Linked DNA regions of Homo sapiens: region 1 is linked to region 2. Evidence: chromatin contacts called from ENCODE Hi-C or POLR2A ChIA-PET data. All regions are on one chromosome and are shown on one strand. The core of a region is the stretch at or near the end of the contact, and the rest is flanking DNA. Distances in the headings are between cores, read along the strand shown. Region 1 has its middle 120 kb from the start of THBS1. Region 2 overlaps LOC105370777 (a long non-coding RNA gene).

Region 1 (5,356 bases), core at 2,210-4,709, 110 kb after region 2:
GGATGGTCCCTAGTGCCAAGGTATATTCTATGTGCAGCTGGAGCCAAGGTTGAAAGGCCTAGAATGATAAGACACAGTCTAAAACAGCAGCTCCAAACTTTTGGAAAAGTCATTAACCCCTCTGAGAATCCTGAAGAAACTCTGGACTCTCTCATCAGAAAAAAAATGAAGAAATAATATACCAAAGAAAAAGTTACATTCATCCACAGACCACTACTACTACCCAGAAGGAGCCCTGGCTCTAATAAGCAGGCAGTCATTTCTGTGAATATTTTGCTCTTTCATGGGGAGGAAAGGGACCTGAGGACTGCTTACTAGTGAGGCCAGGGAGATACTTGTACCAGTATGCTAAGACTGTCCTAACAAATTACCACAGCCTAGGTGGCTTAAACAATAGAAATTCATTTTCTCACAATTCCGGAGGCTAGAAGTCCGAGAGGAAGGTATTATAGTTTGTTTTGTCTGAGGCCTCTCTCCTTGGCTTGTAGATGCCATCTTCCTCCAGTATCTACACACTGTCTCCCTTCTGTGTGTCTCTGTGTCCTAATTTCCTCTTCCTACAAGAACATCAGTCATGTTGAATAAGGGCCTACTCATATGACCCCATTTTACTCCAATTACCTCTCCCAGCCCTCATCTCCAAATAGAGTGACATTCTGAGGTACTGGAGATTAAGACTTTTTGGACTTCAACAAGTGAATGTGATGCAGGCACAAGTCAGCACATAATATCGATTCTTGCAGTTTCTTAGAAGACTAAAGCTGTAGAACTTAAGACTTCAGAAATTCTAACAGTCCCACCACTGAATGTATTTCTAAAGGAAATGAAATTAGTATGTCAGAGGTATCTATACTTCCATGTTCACTGCAGCACTATTCACAATAGCCAAGACATGGAATCAACCCAAGTGCCCATCAGCAGATGAACGGATAAAGAAAATGTGCAATAGATACACACTGGAATACTATTCAGCCTTAAAAAGGAAGGAAATCCTGTCGTATCATAGATTCACCTGCAGAACATTAAGTGAAATAAGTCAAGCACAGAAAGACAAATATCACATGATCTCACCTAAATGCGGAATCTTAAAAAAAAAAAAAAAAGAAAAGTCAAACTCACAGAAAAGGAGAGAAAAGTTGTGGTTACCACAGGCTGGGTTTTGAGGAATTAAGAAGATGCTGGCCAACAGATACCAAATTTTTGTTAGACAGTAGAAAGTTCAAGAGATCTGTTGTACATCAACGTTGACAACAGTAAACAACTTCATGTATACTTGAAAATTGCTTAGATTTTCAGTACTCTCACCACGAAAAAGGGTAAGTATGTAAGGTGAGGCATATGTAAAATAGCTTGATTTAGCCATTCTACCATGTGTACATAGATCAAAACATGTTGTACACCATAAACACACAACTTTTACTTGTCAATTTGAAAAGTTAAACTAGAAGTTGTGTAAAGTCTGTCTAATAAACACAGACAGTGCTTATAATGTATAGGCACTCTGCTTAGGTGCTTTATAATAATCAAACCTTTAATTTTCATTTTTTAAAAACTATGAATTAGGCACTATTTCTTATTTTCCCCCTTTTAAAGATGACAAAACAGAGTAAGGGGGCCAGGATTAGGACCCAAGCTCCCTGCCCGCAAGAGCTCATCTTCATATCCAGTACTCTAAACTGCCTCTCCCTAAGCAATAGGCTCTTCTTTGCTGCCTTTCTTGACAAGGAAAAGTGAAGAACTAAACAACCATCCAAGCTATCTATTCAATGCAGATTCAAAAAACATCGCTAGGAGATTCAAACACAGTTCTTCAGTGCAATTTTTTTCCTTTCCAACTACTTGTAACCTTGCTAATTGCTTAACCTTCCTCAAATGTCTTACTCAAAACCAGTGTCTCCCTATAGATCAAATCTAAACCGGGCAGGCTGGCTTTTAGGCTTCTACCTTACCTTCCTTCCCTTTCACCATCTGTACCAGACATCTATTGCTGTATAACAAATTATCCCCAAAACCTGGCAGCATAAAAAATAAACGTTTATTTTCTCCCACAGTTTTTCTGAGATTCAGGAATCTGGGAGCAGCTTAGCTGGATGGTTCTGGTTCTCTGTCAAGAGGTTGCAATCAAGAGGTCAGCCAGGGCTGCAGTCATCTGAAAGCTTGACTGAGGCTGGAGGATCTGCTTCCAAAATGACTCATTCAAACAGCTATTGGCAAGGGGTCTCTATCCCTTCCCTCATGGCCCCCTTTATATGCTGTTTGAGTATCCTCACAACATGATAGCTGGAGCTCACCTCTCTAGAGCAAGTGATGAGACAGAGAGAGAGACAGGCGGAGACAGACAGGCAGAGAGAGACAGGCGGAGAGAGAACAAGAGAGAGACAGAAAGCAAATGGGACCAAAGACACAATGCCTTTTTACGACCTAGTGTCTGAATCATATCTTCACTTCCATCTTATTCACTGGAAGCAAGTCATTATGTCAGCCCTGATTTAAAGGGAGAGGAACTAAGCTCCACCTGTTGAAAGGAGCAGTATTGAAGAATTTGTGGACATGATTTTTTAAAAAATCACCACACCATCTAACCTTATTTCCCACAATTACCCCAATATACACAGCAGCAAAACCATGTTGCCATAGAAATTAGCACTGGTTCAGGAGACCCAATTCTATGCCTGTGACCTTGGGGACTGCACTGCACCTATCTGATCTTCGGTTTTCTCCTGGAGGGTGAAGGGTTGGATTTGGAGGGTCTAGAAGCTTTTCCCTCTGACTCCTGTGGTCTGTAGCTCTAAGAGGGCAGTGAACTAGTTTGTTTGGGCCTCCTCTCATTGGCTACACCCACGCTTCCTTTCTAGCTGTGGCTTGGAGGGCCTACTCCAACTCTTTCTCCTCCCACTCATCTCTTTCTCTTCAAAATCCCAATCAACTCAGGTCATGTGAGCCTCAAGTAAAAACAAAAAAAAAAATCCTTGTTTGTAAATGTTAAACAGCCTCGCCTTGCTCTTTCCTGTGGCTGACATGTGCAAATTTTGTCTCCCCATGGGCCAAAGATGCTGCAGGCTGGAGCTATTTTTCCCACCTCTTTGATGCCTGCCCGTGTTTTCAGTGAACAGAGTTTAGAGAAATTATTTGCCAAATAATATCAGGCTCAACTACTCTGTCCCTCAGGGTTCCTTCAAACAGAGGAGCTCAAACCCTCAGCATTGTGTCCCTGCAGCCAGCATTCTCAAGGGAAGAGATCATCTTCACTTAACTGCCAATGACAAGGGGCTTAGTTTCTAATTTTTAATCTTTTCCAAATGTCTTGTTAAAATTAAACCATAAACTAAAGAAATCCCTCCCCAGATTAGGAAACCAAATGGGAAATGTGGCCATTTGGCATGAAACTGTCAAACATTTTCAGCACACATACATCCCAACCCATTGGATGAGACAGCCTGCGTCACAGGCCAAGAGGCCGTGGCCCCACACATATCTCTGCAACTGCATTCAGAAGCCCTGACCTTGGGCCACTGCTCAGGCCTCCATCCTCACAGACGCTCTGAGGCGGCAGCTGGAAGGGTCAGGCCCAGTCATGCTCTGGATGGGCCATGTCTCTGCGACTGCAGCTTTCAGAGCCACCTCTAGGCCTGGCTCAATTTTAGGGCCACAGGAGACTCGCTCTCTCTGCTCCAGAATCTGTCTTCAGAGTAAAGCCCGAATTTTAAATTGGGCTTTGTTAGGGAAGCAGCAGAAATAAGTCTCGAATGAAAGAAGAAACAGGTCCTCTGAGGAGAATCTCAAATCATTAATCCTGGGGAAATGAAGCTAGAAAATGATTCCAGAAATATTACGAATCCTAGGCTTATTCAAGTTGTTTATTTCATAGCAGAAAAAGATGCTGCTCAGGCAAAATTCTAAATTCAGCTGCTTTTCCTCCCTCATCTGATTCTCTTGCCTCCTTCCCTGGGCCTGGGCCTGGGCCTCTGTGTGTCCTGGTCCCAGGTCCTCGCTTCCCATCTGCTCTTTCCTACCTTCTTTGGAAAGACTAAAGTGCCTGGCCTACACAGAAGCGCTGAGTTCAAATGGTGACTCTAAAGCTAAGATCCTCATAACCCGAAGGATTGAATGACAAACAATGGCATTTCCAGCACCAAAACAGGGGTCAGGACAGACATTTGGTTTAGAAAGCCACCTTTACTCCTAACTCTACCCTCCTGTTCCTGCTCCCAGAGCCCCCCTGCTGGGGGATGTGACCCACAACAGCCCCCTCCCCAGCCTGGTCCCTAAGAAATGCACATGGCACAAGTCAGCAGGCCAGCTGGCCATCCCAATCAGGGAGCAAACCAGAGGCCTAAACTAGAGCAGGGATTTCTAACATAGAGTGCCAGACCTCATGGGATCCATGGATGGAACTGAGGAGGGCTACAAACCCGGATGAAAAAAAATATCTAGGCCAGGTGCGATGGCTCACGCCTGTAATCCCAGCACTTTGGGAGGCCGAGGTGCGCAGATCACCTGAGGTCAGGAATTTGACACCAGCTTGGCCTACATGGTGAAACCCCATCTCTACTAAAAATACAAAAATTAGCCAGGGGTGGTGGTGTGTACCTGTAGTCCCAGCTACTTGGGAGACAGAGGCAGGAAAATCACTTGAACCTAGGAGGCTGAGGCAGGAGAATCGCTTGAAGCTAGAAGGCGGAGGTTGCAGTTAGCCAAGATCACACCACTGCACTCCAGCCTAGGCAACAAAGTGAGACTCTGTCTCAAAATAATAATATCTATTACACTTTTTTCCCCACTAATGTCTACCTGAAATTTAGCATTTCTCTTTCCATGATGAGCGTAGGCGTGCACCTTAGTAGTATTAGTAGTCCTTGTGACTTTATCACCAATAAAAATTATAGGTATTTTCACATTACATTACAGTTGCCACAGAAATTTCCAGATATCATGTTTCTGTATCATTATTTTGAAATTAGAATAGTTACAAGATCCACTGAAAGATCTTGCTATTTCATGCATTAATGAAGAGGTACTTATATTACATATTACATTTTTTAATTTCAACAACTATATTTCAATAAAATTATTATTTGTAATGCTATGTACATTATTTTAATGTTTTTAAAAATCTTTCTAAGTAGGCCACTATAGACCTCTCCAACATCAGAGAGTCCACAGCACAAAGAAGATTAAGAACCTTTCAATTACAGGTATATATGGATTTACTTATCTCCCGACCTTCACCATTGGGCCGCATAATCCCCACTGGTAGAGTCAAACCTGCCTTAAACATGTTCCAAAGGAAAGAAGAGAAGTTCAAGAGTTCATCAGTGCAGCACAAGTTGATCTTGTTGCAAGTTCCGTTTTTGCC
Region 2 (5,830 bases), core at 721-3,220:
CAGGGAGCTGAAAACATTTCACACACAGTAGCAAGGAGGAAAGACCTGTAGGTGGGTGGTTTCAAACACGCATCTAGCCTAACTCCGAACTACAGCTGCCAACAAAAGGCTTTTACCTCCCCTCAGTGAGTGATGATACAGTCGAGTCACCATAGAGCCACTGCTGCTAGGAAGTGGCTGAGTACTAGAAACCAGTCACAGACTGTTTACCAACCAGACAAGTAGAACTGAGAATATAATCTTTGTACCATACATAATTCTCTCTAATGAGCCAATGCCCTGAGGTTAAATAGAATTTACTCAACCCAATTAAACTGGCCAGGGTCAGGGGATCATTAGGAATTTGGGCCCTTCATATTTCAGCAATGAATCATAAATCATTTAAAGTTTCATTTATAAGGATGAAATTCTTCAATCAAAGGGTTAACATTTTTACTTGTAGAAACTTTCAGGTTACCTCTCAATATTTTTTTTACTCTTTATTTTTCTCTTCTCTGGGATTTAAAAAATATAATTTGGAGCTTTCTTCCAGATCTCTCAGCTGCTCTTTTCATTTTTAAACCTCTTTATCTGCTATCCCAGTCATTCCTTTAGTTTTATCTTCAGTTCATAATTTTCCCTTCCACTGTGTCAACCAGCGATGGGACAAGGGTAAGACAAGCAAGGTACTCAGAGTGTACAATGTAAGAAGTCACTCACTCTTGGGCATGCGCTAGTTCAGGGTTGGCAGCGACAGTGAGTGCCTTCTTACATTTTGCACCCTGGATACCTTCCTTGCCTCACCCTAGACTGGCCCAGATGTCTAGTCTACAGTTCACCTTATCACTTGCAATTTCTATTTCAATGACTACACTTTTCACTTCCAAGGTTTCTATATTTTAATCCCTATCTATTCTTAAGAATTCTTTGTTCCCCTTCCCTCTTTTACTTATTTGATGATTCAAGAATCCTTATTTTAACATTTAATATTGCACCATTATGTCTGGTTCTTCATGCATGGACTCCACAGATTCTTGGGTCTGTTGACTATCCTCATGCCAGAAAATATTCTTGTGTGCTTTGTAATTTTTCTTGAAAGCTTACCTTGTTTGGGAGGGAATTTGTTTGTTTTGTTTCTTTTTGGTAGACTCCTCTCCCTGTCAAGTAGCTTTTGGGTTGGTTGCCTTACTCTGGTAGTACTCCAGGTTTGTGTCCCCAAGCCAAGATGTAGTGTCTTATTCCCAGCCAAAGCTCATAGTGTCACATTGAGGCTGATGGCTGCATGCGGCAGGGCCTGGCTCCAATTCCTGTGCAGATGTCTCTTCTCTCTCCCAGAACCACAAGCAATCAGGTCCAATGATCAGTAGTTAGTGGAGTTTTTTCATGTTCAATTTACTGTTAGAAGCTGTGAATACTGATTTCGGCTTTCTCTGAGAAGTCCATCACACGTGTTCTGCCTTTTGTGGAATAAGCAATGCCTTCATCAGCAAATGGTCTTAGAAGCTGTCTCCAATATTTTTGTGTCTCTGTGTGTGTGTGTGTGTGTGTGTGTGTGTGTGTGTGTGTATACGCTTAGTATATGTGTATATATATGTCCTGTGTGTGTATACACATTTAGTATGTGTGTGTGGATATGTTCTGTGTGTTTCTTATGAGCTAATTGCCTTTAGCCTCTGTTCACTACTATAGGTTTCTGTTCCAGATCATGAATTAATGAATAAAATTAGAATTCAGGAGTCCAGTAGATAAGCAGGGCAAAGAGAAAGTTCTTTCCTACAGCAGAATTCCACCTAAAAACTATAGAAGGATGGCAGGGTTGAAAGATCATTCATAGATGCTAAACCCAGCAGATAACGTTTTATGAGAAACAGGATATTTACACAGCATCCAAGTATTTCCCCCACAAATTACTTATTAATTACCAGGGGAAGATAGTAACTTTGCAGTGGAGAAAACTGGCAGACACCACCTAAAGCACATGATCAAAGTCAACATCACCAGTAATGGGACACACTGACATCATGTGTGTCCCGATGTGCCAAGAAAGACATAACATCATTTTAATGGCATTTTCACCAAAAATGTATAACCTGAATCTAATCCAGACAAAATGCTAGACAAAACCAAATTGAGAAGCATTCTACAGAATACTCTGTACTCTTTTAAAATGTCAAGATCAAGAAAGACTGAGGAAATATTCTACAATAAAAGAGACTAAAGAGACACAACAACTAACTGCCCTATGTATCCTGGATTGAAACCTGGCTGAGAAAAAGTAGCTATAAAGAGCATTATTGGGACAATTGACAGAATTTGAATATGGACTGTGGGTTAAATAATAATACTATGTCAATACTATGCCCATGTTCAATTTCTTGATTCTGATATTTGTATTTTGGTTATGTAAGAAGCAGCCCTTGTTCTTAGAAAATAAATACTGAAATATTTAGGGGAAAGTACACTATGTCTCCAACTTACTCTCAAGTGATACAGACAAATTAGAGGGTAAACATCGGCTCTTAGGGGATAGAAATTTCTTAGATACAATGGTTTGTGGCTCCCCAAAAGGCCACACTACACAAACAGATACACGATATGTCTGTGGTCTTAAACTTCCATGGGGTAATTAGGGAAAAAAAGGTCTAAAATGCCTCCTTGAGGGAACAATAATGAAAAAAAAAGATTGAAAAACACATGCAGAGAAAGAGAACAAAATCAAATGAAATGGTGATAACCTGGGGGGAGGAAGAGTATATAGGAATTTCCTCTTTTAAGTTTGACATTTTTCAAATTAAAAAGGTACAAGAAAATTAAAAACTAACCCCTAAAAGTTAAAAAGTTGCTACACTATTATGCAAGATTAGGAGCTCAATATTATTTAGAAGCAAAGCATCAACAGAAAAACATACTAGCCAAGGAAACATCCACATAGTCATGTACATGTTTTTCATTGTTGCTTCTCTAGAACACATTATGCGTGTGTGTGTGTATGTGTGTGTCTGTCATTCATGTGGCTTTGTGACTCATGTATGCTGGGTCCTCTCACTGTTTGAGGACAGCAGTGGCTCACTTGGACCATTTACTTAACTTAGGAGACCACTTTATATGGAAGATGGAGACATTTAGTTTCATGAAGGACGGAACAAAACAAAAGTTTTGAATAACGGCAGGTAGGATGTAGGTTAAAATGCAAAATGAATGCTTTAAGAATATAAGCATCGGGAGTAGAAGTTACTGAGTTGGCTATAAAATATTCTCTCAAAGACATTTTAAAGATATTTTAACCAGGCCGGGCATGATGGCTCATGCCTGTAATCCCAGCACTTTGGAGGATGAGGCGGGCAGATCACGAGGTCAGGGGTTTGAGACCAGCCTGGCCAACATAGTAAAACTCCGTCTCCACTAAATAAAAAAAAAAAAATTAGCCAGTTGTGGTGGCAGACACCTGGAATCCCAGCTATTAGGGAGGCTGAGGCAGGAGAATCACTTGAATCCGGGAGGCAGAGGTTGCAGTGAGCCAAGATAGCACCACTACACTCCAGCCTGGATGACAGAGTGAGACTCCGTCTCAAAAAAAAAAAGATAGTTTAACCACTAGATTCACATCTGTAAGAGGACAATTCAAGGGCCAGGAGACAAATGAGAAGAGTTTCATTCATTTATTGACGCTTTCAGTGTGCTAGGCACTGTTGGCTCAAAGCTGGGCAAGACACGACCTCTATCTATAGTGAACTTGCCAACTAGCAGAAAGATTATTTTAAGATTTATCTGTCAGTATCAATATTGTCATCTTATTTCACAGTCTTGGTCTTTATGACTTTTCTCTAACATTTAACCATTACCCTAACTGCTGTCATCATAATTAACATGTAAATATTTCTCAGTGCCATTGTCACTGTACAGCTACCTTCGCAAAATATTTTCTAACCACTAGTGACAGCACAATACAAAAACAGGTAAGGAGGTCTGCATTCTACAATGTTGCAGCCAGGTGTGTTGAAATGGCAGACAGCTCCCTGGGCAGCCACACAAGATTCAGATTACTAGAATCACTTGAGGTCCTGCTTCCAGGCCCAAAGTGGAAAACTGACTCTGTTACTGCCATTGGATTCCCTCGCTTCATTAATTAACTCAAAATTGCCTCTCAGTGGCAATCCAGACCTCTGTTTCTAATTTCCTTCTGTGCTGAAAAGTAAATAGGCCTAACCACATTTTCAAGCCCCTGTGCGTGGGTCTTTTGTGCTTATAGCAGACCACTATCCACTGGAAGACGTCTGGGCCACTGCCAAGTTGAGTATTCAATTTCTTTGTTGTTTTTCAGGATAACCTAGCTAACCGCAATCCCTTTCCACCATTCCTCTGCAATGTGCTTGAAATAGAGCCAAGACTCTATCCTACAAAATGCACAAGAAAAACAAAAAAGGAGGAAATAAATAAAGAAGGGGTCATGGAAAAAATCAGAGTTTGTGAATATTGCCCCATACGTATTTTCTTTTCACATTTTTCTCTCATGACTTCTCAAAAACATTCAGACCCCAAATGCCTGGTCATATTCAGGAATAACTCCAATGGCTTCCCATTCTCTCCTCCCCACCCAAGAAGATTATAGGATTATAAACATGAGGTAAATTCCTGGGATCCTATTCCTTGGGGCATATGCGCAAGCTTTTGGCTTTGGGAGGTGGGGTGTGGGGTGGCAAATGCCTAAAAGGTTTTGGATGACTATCCAAAGAGAAACAGATGGCTTTAGCACGCCTGTGCCCAACACATGATCTGTGTGACTCCTGCCCTCTCAACACCATCTCCGTGCCGCCCCCTTTCTCCCACACCCCAGACAAATAAGAACAAAAATGAGTCTCTGCACATTCAAAAGGTGAACTTTCAAGGACAAGTCTTCCCATATGGAAAGGATAATGGCATCATGCCAGAGCACGTGCAGTAAAGAAGGGCTCAGGGTGTTTCACATTTTCTCTTCCAATGGGTTCCAAACGTTCTGATGGACAATCTTATTCTTCCCCTATAAACTTTCTGCTCCATATCCCGCTATAGCTGTTAATACACTTTTCAATTTTCCTCAGGTCCCCAAATAGTGGGAACAGCACGAACATCGGCATGAAGGCAAGAAAATAGGAGGCATGTACTGGGGAGAGCAAATAGTTCAGTTGGAGAAAGGGCACATGAGGAGCAGTAGCAGCAAATAAGAATGACCAGGAGTTTGGGATCAGACACGTGGGACCATGAGTACCAGGTCAAAAGTTCAAACTTTATTTGATGATGAAGCAACATTAAACACTAAAGGTCAAGTTTCAGGAATGTAACTAATTCAGAAGAAACACAATGACACATAAAAAAAGAAATAGAGCCAAACACAAAAATTAGCAAAATATGAATGCTTCACCTCAGCGATGGATTCTTATGACTGAACACTGGGAGCCAGACATTAAAGGACAAACGGGAAGCCTATCTAAATCACTATCTGACAGAAAGAAGCTCATTTATTCTTGAAAAGAGAACAAACATCCTAGGAGAAATCATGTGGACTCTTTTAAGTGCCATTAAATGACACAATGGGAAAAATCTTCAACAATATTTTTATCACAAACAGAGAGGCAAAGTCACATGGTTGCACAGCTCTCTCTCATACTGACATTTAATACAGGCTCCAAGCAGGAAAGTATCATCTAAGAAGACAGCTAATGTGATTCATTGATGTGGATTTCTGATCTTTCCTGATCATCAGGAAATGATGAACTTGAGACACCTGGAAGAATGAATATCATACTTCTATTAAATGTCACTTCTGTTGGCCAGTCACTAAGGAAAGCAGATAAATTGCTGTTTCTCCACCTGT

What was found. A loop is a pair of places that touch in the nucleus more often than their neighbours do. ChIA-PET counts read pairs that join two places held with the same protein, here RNA polymerase II (POLR2A). Pooled maps may share reads with other maps.
Region 1: a map of posterior vena cava shows a loop between it and region 2 (2.0-fold over the local background). The contact joins two enhancer-like sites. A Hi-C loop is called at or near these places in 2 of 168 maps with a recorded cell type or tissue (IMR-90 and posterior vena cava) and 6 of 50 pooled maps. POLR2A ChIA-PET finds 5 or more read pairs at or near these places in 1 of 52 experiments (BJ).

What each region holds. Positions count from the first base shown.
Region 1 is chr15:39,463,161-39,468,516 of GRCh38, forward strand. No RefSeq gene overlaps it. Among named protein-coding and RNA genes, the nearest start is that of THBS1, 120 kb to the right of the region's middle. RefSeq lists an enhancer at 5,160-5,356. Within about 2 kb of position 3,460, at least 12 of the 41 ENCODE cell types and tissues checked have a DNase peak (open chromatin) inside an H3K27ac peak, as active enhancers do.
Region 2 is chr15:39,358,706-39,364,535 of GRCh38, forward strand. All of the region lies in intron 1 of LOC105370777 (a long non-coding RNA gene), which reads right to left. Among named protein-coding and RNA genes, the nearest start is that of LINC02915, 110 kb to the left of the region's middle. Within about 2 kb of position 1,971, at least 2 of the 41 ENCODE cell types and tissues checked have a DNase peak (open chromatin) inside an H3K27ac peak, as active enhancers do.